Linked DNA regions of Mus musculus: region 1 is linked to region 2. A link is a loop called in an ENCODE intact Hi-C map of the cell type or tissue named here. Cell type or tissue: gastrocnemius. All regions are shown on one strand. Each heading gives the region's core, and the rest is flanking DNA. Links, peaks and the distances in the headings are about the cores only. Region 1 holds the start of Dlx3 (distal-less homeobox 3). Region 2 overlaps Gm11515 (a long non-coding RNA gene).

Region 1 (14,790 bases), core at 4,641-12,640, 91 kb before region 2:
GGTTTCTCTGTGTAGCTCTGGCTGGCCTCGAACTCACTATGTAGTCCAGGCTGGTCTTGAACTCAGAAATCTGCCTGCCTCTGTCTCCCAAGTGCTGGGATTAAAGGTGTGCATTAAAACTTTAATGGTTCTCTGCAGCCTATGAGTACAGTTCATGGTCCTGCTATTCCACTTCCAGGACTGATTTCTGAGCCCCTTGCCTCACTTTTAGGGCCTCCCTACCACTGACACCCCCATACTAAGCTCTAGGCAGCTCCACAAGACTTTGCACAGCCTTTTCCAGCAACCAAGAACCACTCTTTGCCAACAGCCCTGGTTTTTTTTAATTAGGTATTTTCCTCATTTACATTTCCAATGCTATCCCAAAAGTCCCCCATACACTCCCCCTGACTCCCCTACCCACCCAACAGCCCTGTTTTTATAGACCAAACGCCACACTTCCTGCAGGTCTTGCTTCAGATGCCCTCTGGCCTATGAAAGGTCTGGCCTCTACCATGGCAGCACATACAACCCCCACCCCATCACCCACCACACCATAGTGAAACCAGTCCTCAGAGTGCCCACGTCCCATGATGGAAGTTGGGCCCCATGAAGAGGACATTATGGCTGTCTTGAAGATCAGCTCATCAGCACCCAAGACATGGACACACCACAGAGGCTCTACCAACACTGTGCCTGAATGAGACTCTGGAAAGATATGTGTAAACTGCTCTTTTAACTTGAAAGCAGAAAAACCAAAAAGAGAAGTCACTGACCAAACATAGATGGGAGAACAGAGAAGGAGCTGGAAACCAAAGAGTTATGGGGACCATTAAACTGTTTGCTACAAGAGGCTGATTTCCAGCCTTCCGGAGAGTCAGACATGACCTTCTTATGGCCACTAGATGGCGCCAGTTCCCCAGGCAAGGAAGAAAGCAAGCCTGCCTACACTCCTGGTTCCATTCTTTTCCTGAGCGTCATCCCTCTGCTGGTTCCTTATGAACAGTGCCCACTCGGCCTGACACCTTGTCTCCAAGGACCAGGGCCATCAGCAGGCACCTCTTCTCCGTGCAACAGACCTTGACCTGGACACCAACCAGCGTCCTTCACTCTTGCCAGCCTCCTAGAGGTCACCAGCTGCCTTGCTTCACCCCTCCTTCAGGAGCAGGACTCTGGCTAGCTGACACTTGCTCATCTTGCTGGACCAGATGAGGTCCAGTGGGTGACACCAGTCCTGCTGCATCTTCTGGCTGCCTCTCCACCCAGCTCTCACCCAGCTGTTGGTGGAAGGGAGCTTCCTGCTGGTCGTAGGGACCCTTCAGGAACAACTCTGAACTCATTTCCATTGAGAATGAGTCCTGTGCCTGCTTCAGGCCTTCCATCAACTGTGCCTCAGCCTCAGCCTGGCCTCTGGGTCAAGGGAATTCAGGTCCTCTTATTTAGTCACTCAACAAACATTTCCCAAAGACTATCTTAGGTATCTGAAGGATTATGGTGAATGGGGTAGGCAGTCTCCAGCACACTGTGCAACAAAGTGTTAGTCACACAAACAATTTTTAAATAATTCTTCCCCCACCCCCTTCTCCGAGACAGGGTTTCTTTGTGTAACCTTAGCTATCCTAGAACTAGCTCTGTAGACCAGGTTGGCCTCGAACACACAGACATCCACTTCCCTTTGCCTCCCGAGTACTAGTGTTAAAGGCATACGCTGCCATGCCCGGCCTTAAATGTTTCTTTACGTTACTGTTGTGATTTCAGTCCGCTTCTAGAGCACAACAGACCTTGGAAATTACCCTAAAATAACTCACTATTACCCCAAGGCTCCTGTGCTCAACCCAGCCAGGCCCAGGTAGGGTGAGGAGAGACTGGGGCGTCTCCGAATCACCTGCTACTCCAAATGAATGAATGAACGAACTCCCGAGACAGGGTTTGCCCGACGCTGTCCCTTCCCTGTGGGCAGCTGGGGGCTCCAAAACAGGCCCTCCCCGCCGCCCCCGCTTGCATCCTGGGAGGGGAACCGGCAGCCCAATGCCCTTCCTGCCCCCAACGCCCCGGGCTCCTTGGGCGCCCTCTTGGCAGAAGAACAGAGGGCATCCAGAGCGGGTGGCAACTCGTCCCGCCACGAGCTCGCAGCGGCGGGCGATAGGAGCTGGGGGGACGCTCAGATAGACAGACAGATAGCGTTCCCCTCTCCCGCCCCCGCCCCCACCTTTCCCACGCGGCGGCCTCCTGGGGCGGCCCAGGCCAGGCGGTCACCTACTCCTGTCACTGCTCCCCGACCTAGGTCCTCTGCCCAGCCAACTCTACGTTTTTCCAGGTTCAGCATCCTGTGTCTGAGTTTAACATCGAAACATTTGACTGCGGCCCCTAAACAATCTAAGCAGAATGAGACCCCTTTCCTGTCTGCCTGCTTACCTCCTCCTTAATGCAGCCTTAAGGCAAGTTGCAGAACTCCGGAAAACCACGAGGTGGTGCGCTGGCACTGTGTCCTGGCTAGGCAAAGGCAGGGGAAATAGAAGGTTCGAGGTGTGTAGGGAAGGCCTGGGGATGGAGGGGGAAATAAGAATTAAAATTGGGAGAAGCCTCCTTCCTCCAAGGATAGGTTTGGGAGCAGAAGTGGAGATGCAATAGAGAAATGAGATTGGCACCCAGAACAGTAAATATTACCCGGGAACTGGACTTTGAGAGCCAGACAAGACTAGGGGGGTTGGAGATTGCTCCAAGGTGAGAAACATCTTCATTGGGGCCTCCATGGACAGAAGAAATTGAGTGAAGTACATGGCTCCTGTCTATTGGAGATAGATGGATCTGAGCATGTATCTATGCACATTTGGGCATACCCAGCTCACAGGTCGGTCATTCAGGACCCTACACTTCCACTGCCTCACACTACATACAGAGACACACTCTCATGCACACAGGTTCTCACGGGCACTCTTGCACACACTGTATTTTGTGTATTTTGCGGAAGATGTAACATAGATCTTTCACCCCTAACAAAGTCTGTGCTCCTAAGAGCTGTCCCAGACTGAGTGGACCCTGCCTCCAGACTTCCTGAAGAACACAGAAAGCCAGCCTCATAGGGACTGACTGCCTCGTGGCTCTTCCATTCATGAAAGGGCACACATATAGCTGGGGGTACCTCTGTCTTCTAAAGCAGCCCCTAAATCCATACAGCCTTGCTCCAGTAGGGACTTGCAGGCCCAAGGTGTTCTTGCTTGGTGAGACTCTTCCTTCAGAATTTAAAATTTTATATTTCACATCTGCAGTGTCATTAAGATAACATATTAAGCCAGGGCCATACGGAGAAACCCTGTCTCGAAAAAAAACAACAAAAAACAAAACAAAACAAAACAAAAATATAATATATTTATATAGTCCAACCTTTTTTTCCAATTTTAAAAGTGATCAAAATATTTTCATGGACCCTGGGTCTTTGCCACTTTCTGTCTGTCATTTGCATAGACCACACATACATCATTAAGGACCACCTCCTTCCACAAACACCCAATGGGTAAATTCCCCTCCTTCCTCATCTCACCTAAGCCCACCCCTGGCCACTAAAACAGACCGATTAGTAGATCCTGGGGGCTCCGCACAGCCAACCCCTCCGCACATTTGGGGGATTTATCGGAGGTAGAGCATAGGAGGAACACAGTGGCGCTGGGGGGAGTGTGTGTGTGTGTGTGTGTGTGTGTGTGTGTGTGTGTGTGTGTATTAGGGGTAACAACAAAGAGGGTTGAGAGGGTTGGGGGAGCCAGTGAGAAAGCGCGAGCGTGTTTTGCCTCGAAGGCAAGACTTGCAGCCAATCAGCGCGCAGGAGCCTCCCTCGGCGACTCCAACATTGAGTCTATAACCGGCTGGCCGGGCGGAGCTGGCAGCATTTGACTGTGGCTTGGGACGCGGAGAGAGGCACGCAGCGACTGACCGACAGCCGGCGATGGTCTAAGCGCCCCTCGGCCACCCCCTCCCCCAGACGCGACCGCGTCCTGCCCTCGCCCTCTGGACACACACCCCCACCTGGGCTCCTCCGCCCGTTCGGCGCTCCTCGGAGGAGGCCCGGGGTGTTGCGGCGCTCGCCAGCATGAGCGGCTCCTTCGATCGCAAGCTCAGCAGCATCCTCACCGACATCTCCAGCTCGCTCAGCTGCCATGCGGGCTCCAAGGACTCGCCCACCCTGCCCGAATCTACAGTCACTGACCTGGGCTATTACAGCGCTCCTCAGCATGACTACTACTCGGGCCAGCCCTACGGCCAGACGGTGAACCCCTACACCTACCACCACCAGTTCAATCTCAATGGGCTCGCAGGCACCGGCGCTTACTCGCCCAAGTCGGAATATACCTACGGGGGATCCTATAGGCAGTACGGAGCGTACCGGGAGCAGCCTTTGCCTGCCCAGGACCCAGGTGAGGATGCCCGGGTTGTGGAGAGGGTGCGAGGGACTCTAAGGTTCCCAAGCAAGAGGAAGTCTGGGAATAGGAGCTGAAATCTAGGGAAACTCGAGGTTAAGAAATGGAAGCGTTGGAGATTAGAGGAGACCGGGTTAGATGACCTCCAGAGGGGTGAACGACACTCCGAAGAGGCGCGCACTGTGCGCCGCGGTCTCTTGGAGATTCCAGGGCAGCTGGAGCCACCGGGAGCTCCTTCTGAGTGATCATGGGGGCCTTCAATGCTGCCATCCCGCTGGCACTTGAGCCGGAGACGAAAGACGGTCGCCGAGAGCTGGAGGGGAGTCAGCGAGGACTGGAGGTTCCAGGGCCCTTCTTTTGGATGCCGTCAGGGGAAACCCGGAGTAGTGAAAGGCTTGTGGAGAAAGACCCAAAGAAGTCCCAGAAATGGAGGAGAGACTGGGAAGTAGAGATGCGGAGAGAGAAGTGGGGACGGCGAGAAAGAAATGTGGGGGGGGCGGTAAGATAAAGCGCACAGCAGAAAGCAACAGAGGAAATGAAGAAAGGGCGGGGAGGAAAGAAAGAAAAAGGAGGAAAGAAGAGGGAAGGAAGAAAAAGAAAACAGAGAGAAAGGGAAAAGAGACAGAGAAAACGCTTGTACTGTCCTTGCAAATTTTTTCCTGAAACAAATGATCCTGAACTAGAAAGCGTATTAAAAGGAGATGGGGAGGAGGGGGGACAAGAAGTGGGAGACGCCACCGCGGCTAGGTGGGTCACCAGAGAAGAGTGGCTGAGCCGGGAAGGCGTCGTGAGCGAGCCGCGCGGTCCTCGCCCAGTCGGTTGCTGGCGCCGGAGTCGGCGCTCCGAGGCCCCGGGTGCCGAGCTGGGAGCGCCGCGTCGTGGGCGGCCGCCGGTCCGGCTGGGTCGCTGCGGTTCCTCCCCGGGCGCGGGCGGCACTACGCTCCTCCAAGAAGTCCCGGGGAGATCAGTGGGCCGGAGGGTGCGGCGTCCGACGGTGGGAAATCTTGGAGAACGCGGTGGTCGCAGGCTGAGACTAAACTGGTGTTTTTCCCCTACAGTGTCGGTGAAAGAGGAGCCGGAAGCCGAGGTTCGCATGGTGAACGGCAAGCCCAAAAAGGTCCGAAAGCCGCGAACGATCTACTCCAGCTATCAGCTGGCTGCCCTGCAGCGCCGTTTCCAGAAAGCCCAGTATCTGGCCTTGCCTGAGCGCGCCGAGCTAGCTGCACAGCTGGGCCTCACACAAACACAGGTTGGTACTGAACGCTCCAGGGTCTCAGGAGGGATCTGGGATTCCCTAGGTACCCCTGAGCCTGGCTGGCCCATGAAGCACCCCTTTGCCCTGCCCCTGCCCGGCAGCTCGCTGCAGGAACTCTTGCCTGCCCTTCCAGTGACTTGAGTCTCAGCTTTCAGAGAAAGGGTTACAGTAGGGAGCATAGAAGGGTGCAGTGTGCATCTTTGTGAACTTTTGCAACTGTGTATGGCGTGTCACAGAGAGATGCCCTCCCCTGTACCCCAGAACTCCCAGCTCCCAAGACCCTTAGCAACGTTTAGGACATAGGAGATCCTGTTGTCTCTCTCCCAGACTAAGTATGTACGTGTGGGGCATGCATGTGACATTCCAGGGAATATTCACATAAGGAATGAGGTCCTTTAAGGGTCATTTTGCAAACAGAAGGCCAGTATCTGTGATGAGACACTAGACAACGCACGCGTGTGTGAACACACACACAAAGTATGCTTGTATAGAAACATCATGATCCTGCTTCCCACCCAAATGCCTTTGCCAGTAGCCAAGTGGATAGGTTCTCCACTAAAAGGATGTAGAAATCAGAAAGTGGGAGTCCATCTCCACCCTCTTACCTGTCCCTAAACCCCAAGCAGCCTTGCTGCTCTTGGGGAGGAATGTCGGGTGCTGAGCTCCCTACAGGTGTTGACAGGCTGGCTTTGGTTGTGGCTGGGCTGTGTGGGGCCTGGTCCATCGGGAATCTGGGTCACCTGGTGAGGCGCTGAATCATTGTTTGTACCAGTCATGGAGTGGAGAGAAGCAGGGGAGGGGGAGATACCCCACGGGAAATTTAGGGACTCTGGAATTGTGGTTCACCTGCCCCTGAGTTCCTAGGTCACCCTTCATACCCAGCCAGAGTCTAGGAGCCCCTCCATGCCTGAGTGTTTATGTCGTGGGTGTTTATCTGGGTGTTATCTGCATGCGTTTATAGCTTTACTGTCTGGCGGCTGTGTGAGGCTGAGTGGGTATGTTGCCGAGGAAAGAGATACCTGTGTGGGTGTGTGTTTATCCCAGTGTATCGGTGAACTTTGGCTAAGGGCCTCTAACGTGGGCAAAATATCACAAACTGCCCGGTTCCCACTTAGGACGCCTTTGATTGAGCGCTTGCTGTATAACAGACCGTTTAAGTTGTCTTGTGTCTTAACTTTCTTGAGCCCAATATTGACCCTTTGAGACAAATGATGGTGTTAGCATGGCCTTCATTTTGCAGTGAGAGGAAGGTGAGGCCAGAGAGGTTAAGTAACCGGCGTAAGGTCGCACTTCAGCAGTGGCAGTAGAATATTCTAAGCCACAGAGTTTTTTCCCAACTGGAAAGAAAGATGCTAGCTTGGGTGTGAGGGCCCTGGGGTTTTGCCTCGTTTTTCCCCTCAGGAGGCTGGGTAATGCTTTGCCTTGTCCAGGCTGGGCTCCCCATGGGGTCTCCTTTAGGCATGCTGAGAGGCTGACGGGGCTGCTCCTTTCTTCTTCTGTCCAGGTGAAAATCTGGTTCCAGAACCGCCGCTCCAAGTTCAAAAAGCTCTATAAGAATGGGGAGGTGCCGCTGGAACACAGCCCCAACAACAGTGACTCCATGGCCTGCAACTCACCGCCGTCACCAGCACTCTGGGACACATCTTCCCATTCCACGCCAGCCCCTGCCCGCAATCCGCTGCCCCCACCGCTCCCATACAGTGCCTCCCCCAACTACCTGGACGACCCCACCAACTCCTGGTACCACACACAGAACCTCAGTGGACCCCACTTACAGCAGCAGCCTCCTCAGCCGGCTACCCTGCACCATGCCTCCCCTGGGCCCCCGCCTAACCCTGGGGCTGTGTACTGAGTACCCACCTGGCCTGCGCCCCTCCACGAAGGACCCCCTCCAGGACCAGGCAGAAGGTGCCCTGTCCTAGCGACACTCAGGAATCATTGAGGGGCACAGGGGGAAAGACTCCCTTCCCTCTCCCTTGTCCCTTCTTCCAGGGACCCAACAACCTCCAGATGACAAATGCATGGACCGAGGATGCCCCCCAATCTCCCTCCCCTTGCTTAGACTGGGGTGCCCTCCAGACGGCGAGGAGTTCTACCCCAGTGGGGACAGCACATGCTCTCTGCTCCAGGAACCCGGATTGCCTCTAGATGGCTCATCGCTTTCCAGCTTTTCAAACACAGTAGAGACCTCCAAAATGGGAGCCAGAGTGTTTGCAGGTCCACCTGTGCTGGGGCACCAGGCGCCACGGATTCCAGCACAGCCAGACCTAAAGCACCAAGGGGCAACTATACATTCTTGAGCCACTCTTTAAAAGACATTGGACATTACATCATGGCTGATCCTCAAGATGGGGGGGGGCTGACCTAGTCCCCACTGTTCTCCAGCCCTCATTAGGATTTGAGGGTCCAAACCAAAGAAAACTCCCCCAAATGAGGGAACCTTTGATATCCAGGGCTTCCAAGGGAAGACTTAAAGGAGCCATCCCTCCGCCCCTTCCCTGGGGAAAAGGATTGCCCATGTCCTTTTCCAAGGACCTGTTTCTCCTTCCATGTACAGGACTTTGCACAAGTCTGGTTTTAAAAGCTGTTGAAACCTAGGACGACAATGGGCATTGTTAACAGTTAGGACCAAATCCACTCCTCTCTGGGCGGGCAGCTCTGCTCTGCCCTGACCCTGCTCACCCCTTCGTTTTGTTTTGTTTTGTTTTTCTCCCAGTAAGTTTGCAGTCTTGGGGGACGGGCTCAAACCCCAACTCTCTACAGAGATAGACCAGGCAAGACACCCCCCACTCAGACACCCCCTTCGTGGCAGCTTTGGAAACAGGTTGTCCGTTCTGCTGCAGGATTCAAGTGAGGATCCAGGAGACAAGAGGAGGCCTAGAACTCAGTGCCTTAGGGGTAAGGCTGTCAGCTTGGACGGCTGGTACCAGTGCCTCTCCCTGGCCCAGGCATCCCCCAAAGCTAACTTTCTTCTGCCCCCTGATGTGGTAAAACATCGAAGAAAGGAGAGGTGACAGACTGTAGTTATATATATATAGTATGGTTTTTTTTTGTTGTTGTTGTTTCTTTTTTTTTTTTTTTTTTAAGAGCAACCAAGAGAAGCAGGTCCCCTCCCTTGTGGTTTCCTATTTATGTGACCCTGTTCCTCCTGGACCAATCTCCCTGTGTTGCAAGTCGAAAGAGGGATGTGGGCTCCTGCTGGATTTGGGTTTCGTGGGAAGTGAAGGAGTAAGAAGAGACAGACGTGGTGGGTCTCCGAGTCCCACCCCAAAGGGACAGGACTGAAGCCAGCTCCCACCCCTCCCCAGCCTTCTCATTTCTGCTTTCTTACTGGACCAGTCTTTATATATAATGTTAATAAAAATTAAAAAAAAAGAAGAAGAAGAAAATAACCACAGTACTCTTTGAACTAGCGGCAGACAGCTCTTGAAGGGAGGCCTGGAGTTTGGGGCGAGGTGTTAGTGGAAGAGACCTCTGAGCTTCTAGGGGCTACTGAGAAAGACAAGGTCAGGGTAGAAACCACTGTTGGGATGCTGGGTTGGGAGGGAGGGGGCAGGTGCTCCTGACCCTGTGGCTGCCCACACTGTGAGCAGGCCTGGGTGGGAGGCTCCCAACCAGGGCCTCCCTGGCTCCACTCTGCTTGGTGGCTTGGCGTTCTCTGTCAGCCAGCTGTCCTCTGCCACCACCACTGCAGCTGCCAGGTCACCTCGGGGCTGCTCTTTGATCTTGAGCTCACACAACGACAGGCATGCTTGCACATGAGGGGAGAACCCCCTGCCTCTACGCCCAGGCACTCCCAGCCCCTCGTGCACCCATCTATCCATGTCAGCTTGGGAGAGGATGGGACGAGCAGACAGGAGGAACTGTTCCTATAGCTGGTGGGACCTCAGGCCGGGCTTGGGAAGCAGTGGGATAGGGGGAGGGGGTCTGTGTTTGCCTTCTGGGGAAGGGTGTGGCCCTGACTCAGAATCTTCTAGATGCTGTCACAGACTGTCTGGAAGTGCAGTGCTAGAAGTGCTGACCCCTTCTTCCAGATCCTGACTCCAAAGTTTCTGAGAGGACAAGTGTGTGAGTGTATGTGTGTGTGTGTGTGTGTGTGTGTTTTCCAGGAGATGGCATTGATACACAACCGCATTATGCACCTTCTGTCAGACAGAGACAGACAGTGACATCTCTTGTCACATATATGTGCAGACCCTCTTGAAGAAAATTGTCACCCGTTGAGGAAAATGACACACCTTACACACAGACACCTGAGAATATCACACTAATGTAGCAAGAAACCAAAAAGAGACCTCTGCTACACAAGTGCAAGAATACACCAGGTTTCCCCATCGTAAGACACACACACACACACACACACACACACACACACACACACACACACAAACGTGCTCAGAAGCATCTTTGTTTACAAAACCACTGACAACACTCAGCAGCCACTGTGACCCAGCTCAGCCTGGAACCTCCAGTCAGGTCTTAGTGTTGTCCTGTCTGATGGAGATGGGTGGGGGAGAAGGGGAGGATATATGGCTGAGACACATTAAAGATAAGACAGGATGAGCCTGGCTCCCAGAACTCGACACACAGAAGCCAGGTCGTCAGGACAAGCCCTCAGCCCCCACCCTGGTCGTCATCTCTTGGCGGAAGGCCTCACCCACCCTGTAAGCCAGCCAGAGAGGTTGGGGGGAGCAGGCCACGCCCATGCTCCCCGGCTCGGGCTGGCAAGGGTTAAGCTGGCAGCTGCCAGGCGGGGCTGCCCTGAGCTTTTGGTTTGAGGGCTGCGTGCAGGCAGGAGCAGCGAGGCGGCAGCCGGGCAGACTCGCTGGAGACACTGCATTTTATTAGGGCTGGGCTGCCAGCAAAGGGAGGGAGAGAGGAGAAAAGGGCAGAGAGGGGAAGGAAGGAGGGAGGCTGGGCGAGCAGGCAGGCGGTGACGGATGAAAGGGTGTTGTAAGGGCCTAATTCCTCCCAGCTCATCCTTGCTCTGTCAGGCTGGATTAACTGCCCAGGTGACCTCCCTCGGGGTCAGCCCCACCCCTGACCTCCCCTTCCTCCTCTCCTCACCTCCGGGCCCACCTCTAGGCCTGGGGTCAGCTTGCCCTTCACCCACCCTGATGAGGGGCCCCTGCGGACAAGAGCTTGGGGGAGGGGCCTGGCAGCATGCCAAGATGGGACTATAGAGCCCACCTTCCTCCAGGTGCTGCTCAACTACACATGTTGTCTCCTGAAGATCTTCAGAGAAGGGGCAGGCTAAGGAACCCCCTTCTGCCTGAAGGTCACTGCTTTCCAAGTTTTAATATTATATAACAGGTGGCATTTGGTAAATTACTAGTGAATGAAAGCTTGGCAGGTGAGTGTGATAGTGCCCATTTTTCAGATGAGAAAACTGAGGCTCCAGCTGCCATAGAGTTTATGCTTAGCATACGTGAGGCCTTAGATTCCCTAGCTCACACAAAAAAAAAAGAAAAAAGAAAAAGAAGAAAAAGAAAAAAAGGAAAGAAAGAAAGAGAAAGGAAGGAAGGAAGGAAGGAAGGAAGAGAAAGACAGAAGAAGGAGGAAGGTTCAGATCTGTAATTTCCAGCAATCTGAAAGCTATAACAAGAGGTTGGCTAATTTTTATTTATTTATTTATTTATTTATTTATTTATTTATTTATTTATTTATTTATGAGAATTTAGGGTCAGTCTGGACTAAATTCAAGGCCAGTCTGAGCTACAAAATAAATTCACAGCTATCCTAGGCTACACAGTAAAAACCTGCCCTAAACACACAAGCAAACAAGAACAAAAACAAAAAAGGGGGAGAGGGAAAGGAGGGAGAAAAAAAGCCAGGTGATGGCGCACGCCTTTAATATCAGCACTCAGGAGGCAGAGACTGGTATCTCTGTGAGTTCGAAACCAGCCTGGTTTACAAAGTGAGCTCTAAGACAGCCAGGGCTATACAGAGAAGCCATGTCTCAGAAAAACCAGAAACAAACAAAGAAAAGTTGAGGCTATAGGGACTATTGGGGGTCTGTTGGGGGTCTGAGGGACTGTTGGGGGTCACACAGCAAATCCAAGACAGAGAGCTCAGGTTTGAACCTCCGTCTCCAAGAAGATGGAAGAAGATGGAGACTCTTGTTAGACTTTCTGTTCCAGGTCAAAGGTAAAGCACAGGCAGGGTCAGTCAGAAAAGGAGTCACTGCGGCTTCAGCCGCCCAGCTCACGTGATAGGCCCTGTAGCAGGCTTCTTCCCAGGAGAGGTCTGAGGAGAGAGAGAGCCAAGACTTCCTCTGGGCAAGTCCTACAAAAAGCTTAACACCGGTCAGAATGTCCACTCACTCTGGATCCAGCCTTCCTGACTTTACTGGCTGTGTGACCTTGGCCAAGTCACTTAACCTTTCTGAACTTAGGTCTCCTCCCCACCTGTAATAGAGGGCTGATCCTACCAACCAACAGAGCTGTGGGTAGATGCAGTGGGATGGTTGGAATAAAATGCTAACAAGGTACCCAACGCTTGGCTGCTGGTGAGCCAGCTCTTTACCATGCTCTCCCTTCAGCCTTGGACCTAACTGTGTGCTTAGCATCGGCTGACTGGTCATCTCCGCATTGGCACACTGGCTGAGCCATCAACTCTGCGTGCCTTTAAGAAGGTCGGCCTCTGTCTCCTGAGCTGAACAGCAGGCACAGATGGCCACAGCCTGTGGAGGCACTGTGGACTCTGAGCTGAGACCGCCAGGACCAGAAGCAGATGGAGCTGGGGAAGCTGGGGCAGAAGAGGGGAAGGACGTCTTGAAAGGCTGCAGTAGAGGGTGGGTTATTCGAACAACGTCTTGAATGATAGATAGACGCGTGCCCAGCAAAGACATGGGCTTGAGCAGTACCCCCTAGGACCCCCTACACACCTGCAGTGCCTCCCCGGTGGGATGGAAAGGAGAAAAGCATATGAGAGAAGCAGAGGGCGGGCGGCATCCTGACATCTGTCAGGCTGATGCTGAGGAGGGAAGGACCAGAGTTAGAAGATCCTTGGGTCCTTCCTGGATGTTGAGCTCATTACTGGCTGTTTCTAGCCTCTCTGGTGGGCCAATGCTTGCCCTGACACTTTGAGCTTAGAGAAGAAAAACCCTGTCACTCTGGATAGAGGAGACAACTCTTAGGGAAGTGGATGAGAAGGATTGTCATAATCCCGTCCCCGTGTGGGGGGGGGGTGGTGGTGGTGGTGGTCCTAGGTTCTGGGAGACCTTAGAGAGCCCTCCAATTCCGCCTCCATATGCCATCCCTGTGGCAGCCTACCACCAATACAACTCACTCCCCGCTCCTGCAAAGCCCCCACACAGACTGGCACCCAGTGAATGAAATGGGGCTGCTCTGCGTCGTGGAGCAAGGATTCTTACTATTGAGCCACTCCATGAGGGCCCTGGATGGATCAACTAAGCCCAGAGAGGATCAGAGGGGAAGGGGAGAAGACACTGGTGTGTTGGGGCTGAGGGAGGGGTGCGGGGGACCAGCAGCCAGCACATGGCCTCTGTTTTTCCAGCTTTAATTGCAGCGTTAATCACTGTAATAAGCTGTTTACAGCACCCAACAGCCTGGGACCGGTAGGCTCAAAAGCCAAAAAGTGCTTGGAGATGAGTTTCCTAGGCCCTGAGGAGGAGGGCAGTAGGTTTGGGGAGCACCGCTGTGGGGGGAGAGGAGCAGGAGGAGAAAGTGGGAAGCTGTGGGAAGTGTGTGGGTCAGGAAGTAAAGGAAGCCAGGGCAAGCTTTTCCAAGGAGGTGCTCCCTGAATTTCTACCTCTGCGCCCCATCAGGCTTTCTCCTTTGTCTCTCAGACATGTTCCTCACACCAAGTCAGCAATTCTGTCTAGGCCTCTTCTGCCTCTTCTTGCTCCGTTCCAGAGCCAGCACGGTGCCTCCAGAACCCCGTCCCAGTTCAGAGCGTATGCCCACGCTTCGCTGTGGTTTTTCTCACCCTGGAAGGAGAGGGACTGGGGATGTGTCTTGTACACATCCTTAGAGACTGGGCAGGGGAAAGAACTCCAGTGGGTAGACACCTGGGCAGGGTCTTGGGTTCCTCGCCATACCCCAGCTGGAATATCGGGATGCTCTGTGAACATCGTGGACATGAGGACAAAAAGAGCCCGAGGGCTCGTGGGACCCTGCACACAGTTCACTCGCAGTAATTAGCTGAGGGAGTGAGGACCGTCTCCAGCCAGGCAAGCTATTGAGGGGTTAGGGGGATGACAGGAGGGAGTCCCAGCTTATGGTCACTGTCCTGTGAAACTGAGGAAAAGACTGACTGCGTCCTCTCTAGACTGCTGTCCTTTAATCATCAGGAAGTTGGCACAGAGAGACCATGCCACTTACCTGAGGTCACACAGAAAATGAGAGGCAGAGAAGGCTGAGGGCTGGGGCCTCTCTACCTGTACCAGGCTACCTCTGGATAGACTGCCCATCATGGATGCTCAACCCCTGACCAAACTAAGAGTTCCCCTAGAGAGCAGGAAGTGACTGCCAGAACTGTCAATCACCCAGAAAGCTGGAGTGTTTCAGAAAACACCTGGGAACTTGGGGGGGGGGCATGATGTGCTGAGTCCCAGGAGAGTCTAGGATGCTCAGAGATTCAGGAGGCATTCAGGAAGGGGCTGCTCTCTGCTCAAGGTGAGGAGGTGCTGGGGAGCATTCGGGGAGGGGGCAGCCTGAGAAGGAGAACCAACAGGCAGGGCCTGTGGGCCCAAATTCCTGGGTTGTCTCCCAGGACAAATTAGTTCAGGGCTGGAAGTGTTTGCTGAGTAAGCTGGAGGCTCCACACCCTGGAGGATCAGCTGCATGAGGGAGGGGCGTCCCCCACCCCCACCCCACCTCAGGCAGTTCACCTCGCACCTGGCAAACAGCAACAGCACAAGCTTCCCTGTGCGCCACACCGAGGGCACCCAGCCACGTCATGCGACGCGTGTGGCACAGTCCCACACCCACCCCTGGGGCCAGTCAGTTGTACCCTGAGCTCAGGAATCACCAATGGGAGACACGGGGAAGGGTGGGGCGTCCTCAGTCCAGGGGGCAGGGGCAGCTGGAGGAGTGCGGAGGCCCGAGGGAGCAGGAAGGCAGGCTGGGTGGAAGGGAGCAGAAGAAACTTCTCCAAAGTTCTAGGGTGGCAAGATACCTG
Region 2 (14,790 bases), core at 2,445-10,444:
ACCTCAAAATCAAAGGTCTAGCCTTCCTCATCGAGGAGGGACACATCGCCCAGACCCAGAAATCAGGAGAACGCCCCAGGGCCCCAGAATACTCTCACTCCAACACACACACACACACGCGCGCACACACACACACACACACACACACACACACACACACACCCAGCACACACACAGAGTTCACAACTCAGTAAATGCTCAAGTTGCCAAAGTTTAGGTGGCAAATGCTGACAAAGACAGGACACAGAAAGACAGCAGCGCCTAAACCTAGCTCTCAGAGTTCCCCAAACTGGCCTGGGGTCTGGGGCCAGGGGGTTGTTTCTCAGGAAGATGGCAGAGCCAGGATAGCAGGAACCCAACACTCCCACCCCACACTAGAATCTCTCTCCCTTTTAGTGTACAGCCTAGGTATCTGCCTGAGATTCCACTTGGGGGCAGAATAGAGGTTGCTAGAGCTGGCAGCCCCAGCCTCCAATCCAGGCTGTCATTCCCTACCCTAGGGATAGGGGTGGGGGACACAGGACTGAAAGCCCATTGGCGTTTACTATACTCTAACAGCTGACCTGACTCTGCTCTTAAAATGAAACTGGATGTAAAGCTTTCTGGACTCTGCCTGTGTTCTCTTCAGCTGTGCTTAATGGAGAGTCCTTCTGTTACTGGGATGCCTGTTCCCAGAGCAGAAGTGTGCACCGGGGTGGAGGTATCGAGGAGGTGGGGTGGGAAGGGGATCTGCGGCCACTGGGATTCCCCAACTCCAGCACGCTGAAGCCTCTCCTAGCCTGCCCATTCAGGCTCCATGCCTGGTGCACCTCCAGGTCAGCGACCACCCAGCAGCCGGCGGCAGTGAGGGGGTGCGGGCAAGAAAGGGTTAATCTGGCAGCGCCTTTCATCAGCAGCTTGGCGGGCTCCCAAGGCCCACAGGCTGGGTACCTGGGCGCCTACCTCGCCTGTGGGGCGGAGACGTGACCACAGGGCAGCCCTGCCGTCTGCATTCCTCCCAGTGAGTGACAGCCCCACGGCCACGCCCGCCGCAGAGGAGGGGCAGGGGGCTGGTCTACGGTGGAGTGTGTGTGTGTTGGGGACTGGGGCTGGGGCGTGTGTGTGTGTGTGTGTGTGTGTGTGTGTGTGTGTGTGTGTGTGTGCCCTTGTTGCTGAAACCCTGGGCCTGAAGGGGATCTGTGAAAGGAGAGAGATCAGGACGTCTGGAAGAGCCAGGACACTGCCAGAGCTCAAAAGGTGGCAGTGCTCTCTCCCAGATCCAGGAGAGACAAGGCATGGCCGGAAGTTCAGGGCTTCCTAATGAGATGTCGCCACAAGATCAATCCAGCCAGGCCTAGGCCCAGGGCCCTGGGATGGGCGCTGTTCCCAGTGTCCTTCCTAAGCTTCCACCCTCCCATGACACCGTGGCTGGATGGCCATCCTCAATTCCTGGCCCCTGAACTCACCAGCCCTGGCCTTTGATCTCTTCTGGACCTGTTGGTGCAAACAGGAAGTTGCCTTAGGCTTGAAGCAAACTTCAACAGGGTGTAAACAGGCGGGGGTACCCCTCCCAAGGCTTCTCCTCCAGGAGAAACTGGGTGAGACTGGGTTCCACATTGGAATCCAAGGTGTCCTGGGAGGATATACCTTAGTTCACCACTGGGGCCAGGGGCCTCCCCAGGAACATCAGGAATGCAGAGGGGCTGAGCAGTACAGCTTCTACAATGGAGCGCTCTAGGAAGTCCAGCTCCAGGCTCAGGACCAGGTCCTACAGATTTCCAGGCCTTCTCCTGGGAGCCCAAAATCCCTTGTGGTCATCTCGTCCATGGAAGCACTCTAGAAAAGGGGGCCAAGTGTCCCAGATCTGTGATTGACAACTTCTGGTCTCAGCAGTAGAGCACCCACCTAGCCTGCTTGAGGCTCTGGATTCACACTTGAGTGTCCTCAGACCCACAGTAAACTGGAAGAAATGGATTCTTTGAAACCCTGCTTCCTGTCTGGCTCCACTGATAGGCCCAGCTAGGCCCAGCTCGCCATCTCTCCGGGTAGTGTCTAAGGGTCCTGTGTCCATGCAGAGACAAACTTCAGAGAAGCTGTGGAGAGAGGCAGGTGAGGCTGCAGGATCAAGGTTCTCTTTTCAAACCGTGTTTAAGTCCCCTCCCCTCCATTTTTCTTCCCTGGAGGCCGCTATAAACAAAGGCTGAAGTTGGGTTTAATGTCTACATTTTTCTGAAGATCTCTCTGCCTTTGCTATTCTGCCAAGGTGACCTCCTCCTCCTCGTCCTCTTCTTCCTCATTTTCTTCCTCCTCTTCCTCCTCTCTTTCCTCCTCCTCCTCTTCCTCCTCATCTTACTGTCTGGGGAGTGGAGTTCAGAATAGGCTTCCCAGAAGGACCAGCAGATAGCCAGATGCTGTGGACAGAACTTACTCCTAGTCTCAAGAAAAGAGCTGTTCACCCAGGCCTGCGTGGCATATGCTTGTAATACCAGCATTTAGGATGGAGGCAGAAGGATCAGTTATTCAAGGTTAGCCTTGGCTACAAGAGTGAGTTTGAGCCTGACTTGGGTTATATGAGAGACCCCGTGTCAATAAATACATAAATAGAAAGAAAGAAAGAAAGAAAGAAAGAAAGAAAGAAAGAAAGAAAGAAAGAAAGAAAGAGAGAAAGAAAGGAAAGCAGACTGCTTTTTCAGAGCAGGGAACTCTCAGGCAGGGGTCGACAGCCAGAAGACCCTCCTTCTTCCCTCTCCCCTGCCTCAGCCCTGCAACCTCTGACTCCACCTCCGTTATCCCATCTCTAAAATGGGATAATAGCTCCAGCAGCCAAACAGTGGGTGTTCTGTAAGTGCATCTGCTAATTAGAGGTGGGTGGTCGTGGTCGGTGCCCTGGGGAGGGGGCAGGGCAATCTGGCCACTAGGGTCCACCCCAAGCTGTGGTTCTCTGAATGAGATAAACCACCCAGGCCCAAGTAAGAGCATCCTTCCATCATCCCATCATCCCATCATCCCAGGCATTACCCTGAAAAAACAAAGACAGCTGTGGACCTAGGAAGAAAAACAAAGCACCAGGCTACATCCACAAAAGGACTGAGTGAGATCCAGGCAGACACCAGCAGGTAGAAATGCCTGCCACCGAAACCTGACAGCCTGAGTCTGATCCCTGGGCCACACGGCACAAGAGAGAACCAAGTCCCGCAAGCTGTCCTCTAACCTCCACATGTGTGTGCATAATAACTCATAATAAATAAATGTAATTTTAAAAAATTCTTAAACAGGCAGCAAGGCAAAAAACAGGTTTCCCTCCATCCCTCTGCCTGGCTTCTGAGGCTTGGGTTTAGGGGACAGTGACCAGCTATCCCAGATTGCTTAAGACCGCCCGAGCTTTCATACATAAAGTCTCACATCCACATCCTAGACAGCTGTTCATTCTGAAGTGAGCTGGGGTAGCGGCTGACTTCTCTAGGCAGTCTGAAGCCTGGAGAAGGTTCAGGGTGTAGATGTCGGTCCACTCTGCTCGGTCTTCTGTAACATCCACACGACAGTGGAAAACACTGGAGACCCCAAATGCTCACACTGCTCCCATCCCAACGAAGCTGCTCACCCTCTGATGTATAGAGGCCTAGGGCCTCTTTCCTCCATTATCCAGTGAGACTTCTCATCCAGGAACTGTTGTCCTGGGTCAATCTGTATGTGTGTAAACACACACACACATAAATGTACATACATGAATGCATACATACCTTACCACAGACACACTACACATATATACATGTAGACCGTACAGGCCCACACATCTGTGCGGGGAACACAGAGCAGAGCCTGGAGACTCCTGGCCAACCAGGCAGCACCTTAGAGGAGGCAAGCCCCAGGTTGCCATCTGGTGGTAATTCCTCAAGGAGGAGATTTGCTCAGGTGACCCCTAGGTCGGACTCCTTTAAACAGCGCCAAATTGGCTTTGACACAGGCAACCTGGGGTCACTGCTGGGGGAGGAAGACCCAAGACTTTGAAGGCCACACCCCTGTACTACCTTGAAGCCATTTCTGGGGTGAGCCTTCCAGCTGTGCAGCAGCCTTCTGCAGGCATTCCCGAGGAGTGGCCGCATCTGAGGCATTATGGGAGGGGTGTGGGTGCAGGAGGGGTGGGGATGTGGGAGCAAGCCCTCCCTCTGCATACCCAGCTGCTTTCTTTCAGAAAACACCAGACCCTTGCCTCTTCTACACACAAGGTTCTGTCCATCTTAAGACGTAACTATTTGCAGTGCAAAGAGAGAAAACTGTGACCCAAGGGAGACCTGGGCAGCAGAGCTTAGGGAAAGTACACCCTAGGTTTGGCTGTGAGTGCTTTGCGTGCAGCACGGAGATGAGACAGACAGGTGTCTGGACCCGTGGGGAATGTGGCATTGCTCGGCTTCAGGTCTCACGGTGGGCAAGCAGCCTGGCCTTGGGCCTCTCCCTCACAGCCAGGCCCCCCAGGCTGGCCAGGGAGCTGTCAAATCCCCCACTCCAGAGACAAATGGAGCCGTCAGAGAAAATGGCTTGTAATGGGGAGCAGGAGCCAGGCTGGGCCGGGCTGGGGGAGGCCTCTGCTGGCCAGATGTGAATTCTTCACTAATCACACCAAATTGGCCCAATTTGTTCACTGACACGTGGGGGGACCAGCTTCATCTTTCTCTCACTGAGTGGGGTTCCCTCCCTCCTGCATGGAAACACTTTTGCTCTGGAGCTGGGGCTGGCCAGCTGACAGCCAAGCTGTGGGGAAAGGTGCTGAGCCCTTCCCCTCTGGAGACACAGGAACTGGCTCGGGCTTGCCTCTCCTCTGTCACTGTCAGCCCCCCACCCCACCCCGCCCCCAGCTCTGGGTGCTGATGTCACACTGTTTAAGGATCCTGAGGAGAAGAGAGCCGGGGCATCTGCTCTCTGCAACCAGGCAGCAGAGGTGGGAACTAGAGAATTAGAACGACCTTGGGAGGAGCAGAGATGTTTTCTGGGAGAGACACTGGGATGCTTTAGGGCAAGGCCAGGTCATGTCTTTGGGGCAGCAGGTTTTTTCAGGGCCCTTCAAGACACAAGCTCACAGACTGGTGAAGGAGCAAAAGAGCGCATTAGCCAACCCTACACTAAGGGTTCAGCCCAGGTTTGCCTTGAACTCATAGCCTTTTGCACCTCAGCCTCATAAAGAACTGGGATTCTAAGAGAGTGCCACCATGCCTAGCTTACCCATTGAATCCTTGCACCAGAAACCCATGCTGTGGCAGACAGTGTCGCTCCCTGCCTGCCGCAGCTCTTGTCCAGTATGTGTGAAGCCCTGGACTTGATGGGTGGGGGAAAAAAAAAAAAGCTAAAACGATAAAAATGAAAAAAATCCATGCTGATAGCTCAGACCGTGACAGGAAGTCTGCTATGGCACAGAACACCTCTCCTCCCCCTCTCACAGAGCAGACAAGAAACACAGAGACAGGCAGGGTGTGAATGGCCTTGCCCCTTATAGCATCTTCCTGTTTTATACCAGGAAGGGGTGCTTGGCAGGCCGAGGGCCTAGGTGCTGTGGCCCACCCTCTGTCACCTTCTGTCACCCTCTGGTTCCCTGACCTCCCTCCTAACCTAAACAACCTGAGGCCCGGAAGCCCCGACAGATATGCGTGGAGAGCTGGGATGCAGAGAAAGCCAGCAGATCCAGCAGTGTCACAAGAATTTAAGAATGAATTCTGGGATCCAGGGTCTAAGAAAGGGGTACGATGAGATGAGCCTACTCTCGGGGAGGAGACTGCTGGGAAGTGGCCAGACTGGGGCTATTGACCCTTGAGGATAGAGTCAGAGACTCAGAAGTCTTAGGCTAAGGAGAGTGAGGCCGAGTCCTGCTCCCACCCTACCCTCCACCCTGTACCTGGGGAAAAGGCACAGACTAGGGCTAAGGTAGCCTCAGGGCTCCAGGCAAGCTAGCGCCTGAGAAGAAAACACCTTTCATTTTTCTGGTCCCGTCCTTCATTCCTGCTGCCCCCTACCTCAGGGTGAAGCCATTCAGGACTTTCCCAGTTCACCTTTCACTCCAGCCCAAAGCTCTGGCAGGCTGGTCCTGTTACCCTCTGCTCTTCCTTTAGAGCATTCCACCCCCGTGGGCTGCTGGGAGTGAAGTGTCGTCCGGCTTCTGGGATAGTGGGAAGACACCTGGTGTGCGAGACCCTCTGACCAGGCCAGGTAGGACTCACTGCTCTCGAGGGAAGAATCCAGCCCGAGGGGAAGAAGCCAGGACTATGGGAGAAAAGGCTGGGGACAGAGACAGCATGGCTGACATACTCTGTCACCCAATACTGACTTGTGTTCTCTAGAAGGGAAACATCCCAGGCAGATGTTGTGGCACATTTGGGAGAGTCGGGCAACAGTATCAAGGGTTCAAGGCTATCCTCAGCTCCTAGGATAAACCCACCCTAACCCCAGTGACATGTTGCTGCTACCCTAAATCCAGGCACTTGCCTGTGCTCCTATCTAGTTCTCCCTGGGTAACAGAGCGCCCCCTCTTGGCAGGGCCATAAACTGGATCCAGACAGTCAAGCACAGACAAGAGGAACTCCATGAAAGGCTAAGCTTTCCCCTTATTTTCTCTGTCTTCCCCTCCCCCCTCTGTCCTCCCGATTTTTATTTATCTATATGTTTTCAGTTTGGGGAGACAGGATCTCATTCTGTAGCCCAGGCTGACCTCATGGCAATCCTCCTGCCTCAGCCCCACCTGGGTTTTTTTTTACTGATTTTTTTTTTTTTCTGAAAACAAACAAAAACAAGGCGTTACTGTGTAACCCTGGCTGTCCTGGAACTTACTCTGTAGACCAGAATACCTTGAACTCACAGAGATCCACACTGCCAGAGCACATGGGATTACAGATTTTCACCGCCATGCCATCTCCTCTGCATGTCTATTAGAAACACCTTTACCTATGAGTTGCACACCAGTTTCTAGCTGATGTGTGGACCCACCTTCACTAATGGGCTTCTTTCTCAGGCCCAAAAGTCACCATGACCTGGGTCTGGATTCTAGTTCTGCCACTGACTTGCTCTGTGACTGCCACCTAGTTTTAGGGCACCGTGAGGTGTGTAATCTCTCTGGACACCCGTTTCCTCCTTTGTGAAGTAGGAAATGTACTTGAGATGACTATGAGAGCGACAGAAACTCATACAGGCCAAGCACAGAGGGACCAGCTAGTTCAGTAAGTAGTGAGCACACTGGATATGTCTGACCCAGCACTCAGAAGGCTTAAAGCAGAAGGGCTGAAGTTCAAGATCAGCCTGACCACTGTCAAAAGAAGAAAGTGGAGCATGAGGAGAGAGGAGGAGGAAGGAGGAAAAGGAGAAGGAGGAAGGAGGGGGAAGGAGGCAGGTGAAGAAGCTGGTATGGCAGCAAAAGCCTATCCCTGTACTTGTGAGGTGGAGGCAGGAGGTTCATGAGTTCGAGAGCAGCCTTGAATCTTGGCTACCTAACAAGTTCAAGGCCAGTATGGGACTCTGTTTCAAATGCGTGCATGCATGCACACAGAAAGACTTTAAAGGAACTTCTTTTTTGTTTGTTTGGGTTTTTGTTTTCGAGAAACAAACAAACAAACAAAAACAAGCCATTACTATGTAGCCCTGGCTGTCCTGGAACTCACTCTGTAAACCAGGCTGGCCTCGAACTCAGAAATCCACCTGCCTCTGCCTCCCAAGTGCTAGGATAAAAGGCATGAGCCACCACTGCCTGGCCTTAAAGGAACTTCTGTTTATGTTTTGTCTGCTTTCATTACAGATCCTCAGACACCAGGAATAGGTGCCCTCCAACAGTGCAGGGACTCTGTTAAGTTGTGTGTGGATGTTTGTACAAATGTGGAGGCCAGAAGCTAATCTTGGGTGTCTTTCCCTGTCAGTTTCCCTCCCTCCCTTCCTCCTTCCCTCCCTCCCTTCTTTTTCTTTCTCTCTTTCTTTCTCTCTTTCTTTCTTTCTTTCTTTCTCTTTCTTTCTTCCTTCCTTCTTTCCTTCCTCTCTCTTCCTTCCTTCCTTTCTCTCTCTCTCTCTTCCTTCCTTCCTTCCTCTCTCTCTTCCTTCCTTTCTCTCTCTCTCTCTCTCTCTCTCTCTCTCTCTCTCTCTCTCTCTCTCTCTCTCTTTCTTTCTTTCTTTCTTTCTTTCTTTCTTTCTTACTGTGTATGTTTTTATGAGGACTGGGAGAGGTCTGTTTCTTTCCCTGTCAGTTTCTACCAACCTACCTATTTATTCATTCATTATTTATCATTATTGTGTGTATGTTTTCTGGGGTCTGGAGAGAGGCCTGTGAGCCACACTGTGTTAGCAGAGGCTAGGGGACAACTTTGTGGAGTCAGCTGTTTCTTTCCACCTTTATGTGTGTTCCAGAGACTGGCCTGGGGTTCTTGGGATTATGTGACAAGAGTCTTTATCTGCTGAGTCATCTTGCCAGCCCTATCTACCACCTCATTTTTTTGAGACAGGGTCCACCTACCCTCCACCTGTTTCCTGAGTCCTGAGATTAAAGGTCTGTGGCAGCTCTTTTGTTCACCACACTTAATTATTTATTACTTTGGGGTATGTGGGGTATTTGCACACACCCGTGTGCACAGATAGAGCATCCCATGGCTCTATAAATTATGAGAGTTAGTTTCCTTCTTACACTGTGCAAGCTCCGGGAACGGAACTCAGGTTGTCAGACTTGGTGGCACGTGACTTTTACTCCCTGAGCTATCTTGTCTGAGACAGGGTCCCCCACTGAACCTTTAGCTGGCCACTTAGGCGAGGCTGGCTGGCCAGTAAGTATCCACTTACTGTTACCTCCCAGAGCTGGGATTACAGACAGGCACACCTAGCTTTTAAGCAGGTGCTGGAGACCAGACTCGGGTCCTTACGCTTGGGCAGCAAGCACTTTATTACTGAGGCGTCTTCCCAGCCCAAGGGGAACCACTTCACCTTTCCATGTCTGAGTGCCTTCGCACCAGGTGGGCAACAGCCAAAATTCCAACCTGCTGTGTTTATTGTGAGGACGAAGTGAGCTAGTCTTGAGTGAAGATCACAGAGTGGGGCTTGTGCTTCCTGAGACATCAGTGAGCATGACTATCATAAGACCAGGGTTTTGCCCAACACGCAAAGCAGGACCCTCCTTTAGATGTTCCATATAAAGCTTGAACACTGTCCCACTGCCCCCGGGGTCCCTCCTCTCTTTTCATTCTGATTGCCCCCCACCCCTGGCCTTTCCCAGGAGCCATTAGTAAGTCTCCCATAGCCATTCTCACGAAGACCCAGGGATGGCAGATAGTCTGGTTCCACCCAGAAAGGCTGGTGATGGCGACTGACTGTCTCCAGGACTGACCCTCTTATTGTCCCTGCCCTGCTGGCAACCTGTGACCTCCTCCTCGTCAGGAGTGCTTCTTTGAGCCACCCCTATGGCACCCTGCCACCTCTCTCTAGGCTGGTACTCTGCACCAGGCCTTGGGCAGAGCATCGGGTGCCAGGGCCGGCTGGTGCCAGCAGCTCAGGCCTCCTCTTGCCGAAACCTGCCACCTCCCAAGCCTGTGGTCACACAGTCATCCCCTTCCGCAGCCACTGGGGAAGTGCTAAGCTCCAAAGAGCTTTCCCTAGAAACCAGCACGCCCTCCTGCTGCTCCGACCCAAGGCAGGCGCTACCAGCTTGATGCCAGGGGCGCTGCCCAGAATCTTTGCCAGGGCTCTGGCTCTGAGGTTAACATCCTCATTCCGGAGTGACCCCTGTCCCAAGAAAATGGAATACAGTGGACTACTGGCAAACAGTTGTTCTCAGAGTTCAGCCTGGGCCACCTCTCCGAGCAGGCATTGAGGAGAGGGTGAAGGAAGGTATACCTGGGCCCATGATTGCCTAGCTTTTATTACAGGTGTGTGTTTTACCTGCCATCTGTCTGTTTACATTTATTTATGCATTTATTTGAATGGGGGAGTCATACATGTGGGACAGTACAAATGTGGAGGTCAAAGGGCAGTTTGCGGGGGCTGGAGAGGCAGTTTAGTGGTTAAGACCTCTGCTCTTCCAGAGGTCCTGAGTTTAAGTCCCAGCAACCACATGGTAGCTCACAACCATCTGTAATGGAATAAGATGCCCTTTTCTGGTGTGTCTGAAGACAGCTACAGTGTACTCATATGCAATAAATTAATTAATTAATTAAAAAGAATTAAAAAGGCCAGTTTGCAGGAGTTAATTCTCTTCTTCTACCATGTGGGTTGGAGGATCATCAGACTTGGCAGCAGACACTGTCCCCCACTGTGCCATCTTTATCTATCTATCTGTCTGTCTGTCTATCTATCCATCTATCTATATATATATTTATTTTGGTTTTGCAAGACAGGGTTTCTCTGTGTAGTCCTGGTTATCCTGGAACTCACTCTGTAGACCAGGCTGGCCTCAAACTCACAAAGATCTGCCTGCCTCTGCCCTGCAAGTGCTGGTATTAAATGAATATGCTTTTTTCAGACAGGCTCTCTCTACATAGCCCTAGCTGTCCTGGAACTCTCTATGTAGACCAGGCTAGCTTCAAATTCACAAATATCCTGCCTCCTGAGTGCTGGGATCAAAGGCATGTACCATCATACCCAGTGGCCTTAAACACCTGATCTTCCTGCCTCTATCTCCTAGTGCTGAAATTATGGGCATACACTAAACTGTGCCCAGTCTATTCATTACCAGAACTTGAACCCAGTGCTTCATGCCTAAGAGGCAAGCACTCTACCAAGTAAGGTACATCCCCAGGCCTTCTATCTTATCTTTACTATGAAAGTATATTTATGCATACTTTATATATAAATATTTTATATATAAGTATATTATGAATACCTTTTATGTTATTTCCAAATGTGCTTTAATAAAAAGAGAGTCCTCTAAAATAATTTCTATGCTGATTTTTTTTTCTTTCTTGAAAACCCCTTAGGTACATCACGTTGTTTAGAAGTCTCCTGGTCTATACCGCGGGTTTATAACTGAGACTTGAACAGAGAGAAGAGCTGGGTAGACAGAGTGGACAGGTGGGTGGGAGATACGGAGGGAAGTTATAGTAACTTTCCTTGGGACAGACCTGACCATCATTTCTTCCATCAGTAACTGGACCTCTCTCTAAGATCAACACTCCCATTCCTGACTCCCAACAGGCCTCATGATTCTCAGGTTTCTCCACCGTGTGGATAACCACAGCTTCGAACACACCTCTGTGTTCCCATTTCCAGATGATCCAAACCTTTGTTCCTGCGCGGAGATGAACCCGTGGCATTTCCAATCCTGGGGAGGACCGAGAAAGAGGGTGGCACACCTTCCACCTGCCCACACAGCATCTTTCCTCATCTGCCATCACTCCGCACCTCGGTGTCCTCCTCTGTAAACTTACGGGGTTCAACTCAGGTCTAGAAAGATCCCTCCCACAGCAAGCAACTCAATCTCCTAGAGACTCTGGGCTTCCTTAGAAAATCAGACTCTCCACACACCTAATATTCTGCCAGTTTTTTCTATAGATATTTACTGTTTAATTACTACATGGTCTGCCTGGTGCCAGGGGTCAGGGCTACGCATAAGACAGCACCTAATGTAAGACCTTGTTTTGGAGTTTACGTCTCTATTTGACAGGCAGCAGGACAGGACTAGGTTAGCGATGTTTTTTGAGGCTGGGGATGTGATTCCATTCTTACAGTGTTAGCCTGGCATGCATAAGGCCATGGGTTTGCTCTCCGTCACTGTATGAGCTGAATGTGGTGGTGGTACACATCTGTAACCCTGAGCTCCTAAGACAGGGGCAGGAGCATCAGAAGTTCAAGGTCATCATTGACTACATAGTGCATTTGAGGCCAGCCTGGAATATGTGAAACCTTGTCAATAATAATAATAATAATAATAATAATAATAATAATAATAACGACAATAACAATAACCACAACGACATTTAATAGTTTAGTCATTCTTGACATAGGGTCTCCCTGTGTAGTCTAAACTGGCCTTAAACTTTGAATTCCTCTGCTTCAGCTATCCAAATGCTGAGGTCATAAATGTATACCTGGCTTAGTCCCAACACTAGGAAGGTAAAGTCAGGTGGATCTCCGTGAGTTCCAGGCCAGGTTGGTTTAACAGAGTGTGTTCCAGACTAGCCAGGGCTGCACAGAAAAAACCCTGTCTCAAAAAAAAAAGTGTGTGTGTGTATGTGTGTGTAATATTCTTGGCTATATTTTCTTGGTTGTTTTCTTCTTTTTCTCACTAGAATATCTGCTCACGAGAACAGCAACCCTATTTGAAGTTGTTGTTGTTGTTGTTGTTGTTCTTACTGGATCCACAGCCCCTGGTGTCTAGAATAAAGCCTGGCACACAGTAGATATTTGATAAATATTCCCTAAATTAACCTCTTTTCTTTTACCCAGGACATTTTGCATGCTACACAGGTGTTTCATCAGTGGGCTACATCTCTAGCCCTGGCTTTTTGAGATGAGGGTCTTGCTCTTTTGCTCAGGGCCTCAAGACCCTCCCTCCTTCCCTGTGTAGCTCCCAAGCACCGTGACCCCGAACTGATCCTGAAGAAACGTATAGGTGAGGTATGGAAAGGAAGCCAGCTGATTCCTGCACAGGGCTTTTGCACAGTCACGGGCAACGGATAAGTGACAATAAGTGAGAACGGGCTTGACTGATAAAGACTGGAATTTCACCAGGAGAAAAAGCAAGATTCAGCAAAACTTTCAAAGATTGCTTCATGCGATAGATATTTCTGCTGCATCTGTCATCCGTCTTGATTAGAAGATGATCTACTTCACCGTGTTCGCTCCAAAAATTCAGCCTGCTCAGCAACTGTCAAGACTTAATCTGCTCCAGGCAGATCACATCCGCCCCTAGAGTGAGACCATTGGCACCATGAAGGAGGTGCTGTCCCTTCTCGCTTCACACGGGCTTGGGGCTTGGGGGGAGCCCCCACCCAAGCTGCTGATTAAAGGAAGAGGAGGCAGATCCTCTCAGATCCTCAAGCCTTGAGTCCTCTCAATGGAGAGTTCTGGGTGGGGGGATCTCCCCACTCACTCCACAAGTCTAATGCCCACTCTGGGGGCTTTCCTCCCCGCCCCCCGGCAGAGGCAGATACCCTTGTGCCTGTCCTCTGGAACCTTCGAAGCAGGGAAGTCACTGGTGGCTGTCTCTCCTTCCCAGGAATTATGTGGACAAAGGCTACAGATGGTCCTAAGTATTCTGGAGGACCTGATGTGGAGATCTGGGTTCCTGAATTTGACTACACAGTAAGATCCCCACACTTCCTAAGCCAACTTCAGTCAACACCCTAATTCACCAATTTACAGTTGGGTAAACATCCTCAGAGAGTCAAGGTCAAGGGTTATCTAACAACCTCTGGGAGTTGGGTCGTGCCAATGTGATCAAAGACTGGGCTTCTGGACACTTCCTCCAGGCCGGCCACGCGGGTTGGGGTTGGGGGCGAATAAAGAGTCTAGCACAAAACTGGCAGGGCAAGGGCAGCCAGTGACAGAGAGCCAAGGCGTGGACCCAACGCTCCTGGCCTCGCCGGACAGGCACGGCAGGCTAGAGGCCAGCCTTGCGGTCCCGGGTTCGAGCAGACAGTCGCTGCGGTAGATATCCGGCGACGATGGAGAGGGACAGAAGTGGGGGCGGCGGGAGCGGGCTCCCAAATGGCCGGGTGGGACCCGCGGGGCGCGGTCCCGCTGCCTAATGGTTTTCCGAGGAGCCCCGGGGATTAGAGGTCGCTCCCCTCGGGACGTGGCGGCGGGCCAGGACTAGGTTAGGGACTGGGACTCCCGCACGTGCCAAGAGCGGTGGGTGGAGTCAGGTGGCTTTTGTGCTAAGCCAACCTGCAGTGCACAGAGACAGCAGGGCGAAATTCCAGGGGCGGTGCTGGGACTCCTCCTAAAGCTGCGAAGGTCCTTTGGTGTCGCTTAAGATTCAAATCCATCTGCGGAGCCACGAAGAAAGACAGTGTGAAGAGCACGCTGGAGAAGACTGGGGTTGAAACATAGCAACCTGCGTGTGCGGACGGCAAGCTTGTGTGTGTGTGGGGGGGGGGGGGGGCGATTCAGGAGAATCTACCTCCATAAAGGTTCATCTCTCTGGCCAGCCCACCCCCTCCCCATCTCGCTAGGCTCCTGACTTTAAACCCTCTATTTCTTAGCCCCTCCCCCTTGCTCATCTCTTTCCCCTTAGGCTCCTGTCAATCCCGGCAGACCCCAGCCACAAGCTCCAAAGGGACTGTGGCATGGGAAAGGATGCCCCTGCTCCAGCCAGGCCTAGGCCTGCCTTACCACCCCCAACTGCCCTTAGGCAAAAGCAGCTTTATCCCGAAAGGACCCCCAAGCCTTATGGGGGAGGCGACCTAGAACTGGGGCTGGGCTTTGAGTGCAGCAGGATGACTTCAAAGGGCGGTGGGTGGGGTTGGCGCCTGGTCACAGGTGCCACTCAGGGTGGGTCAACCTGCCCAACCAGGTCAGGGCCTGCGCTACACCCGCCCTCCCGCCCGGAACATCACAACAGAAGCCTGACAGCAGCCCCACCCACTAGAGATGCCCCCAGGGCACCCGCAGAAGACCTTAACAATCCCAGATCCCAGGCATTGAGGGTCAGGTCTTCTTTTGCAGCCTCCCACTACCCAACCTGCAACACGGCTGCCCCTACATGTGCCCGTGGAACCCCCTAGCTAGGGTGAAACATCTGGGCTCCAGGGCCCCAGGGCTGCTTGATCTGCCCAAACTTCCTCCCGTCACAGTCTCCACCCCCCTGGATCCTTAGGAAACAGACAGAAAGGGGAAGCAAGTCTCTAGCCTGGCTCCACCCCT

What was found. Peaks named below come from ENCODE experiments on the same cell type or tissue, not always from the same donor. Only the 100,000 strongest peaks of a DNase experiment are listed, where the experiment ranks them.
Region 1: it touches region 2 in a loop (2.4-fold over the local background); 3 of 42 quality-filtered maps call a loop at or near these places.

The regions. Positions count from the first base shown.
Region 1 is chr11:95,116,259-95,131,048 of GRCm38, forward strand. Dlx3 (distal-less homeobox 3) reads left to right here and starts at 3,859. Exons shown (of 3, transcript NM_010055.4): 1 at 3,859-4,388; 2 at 5,450-5,640; 3 at 7,151-9,038. The coding sequence starts at 4,064. The coding sequence ends at 7,498. In gastrocnemius, for the core only: no CTCF peak of the experiment used is centred there; DNase peaks (open chromatin) are centred at 9,406, 10,394, 10,755 and 12,313; H3K4me3 peaks cover 1,084 bases.
Region 2 is chr11:95,209,912-95,224,701 of GRCm38, forward strand. The region is part of intron 1 of Gm11515 (a long non-coding RNA gene); the gene reads right to left. Among named protein-coding and RNA genes, the nearest start is that of Gm11515, 43 kb to the right of the region's middle. In gastrocnemius, for the core only: CTCF peaks have their summits at 3,873 (motif pointing left) and 6,488 (motif pointing left); a DNase peak (open chromatin) is centred at 9,499.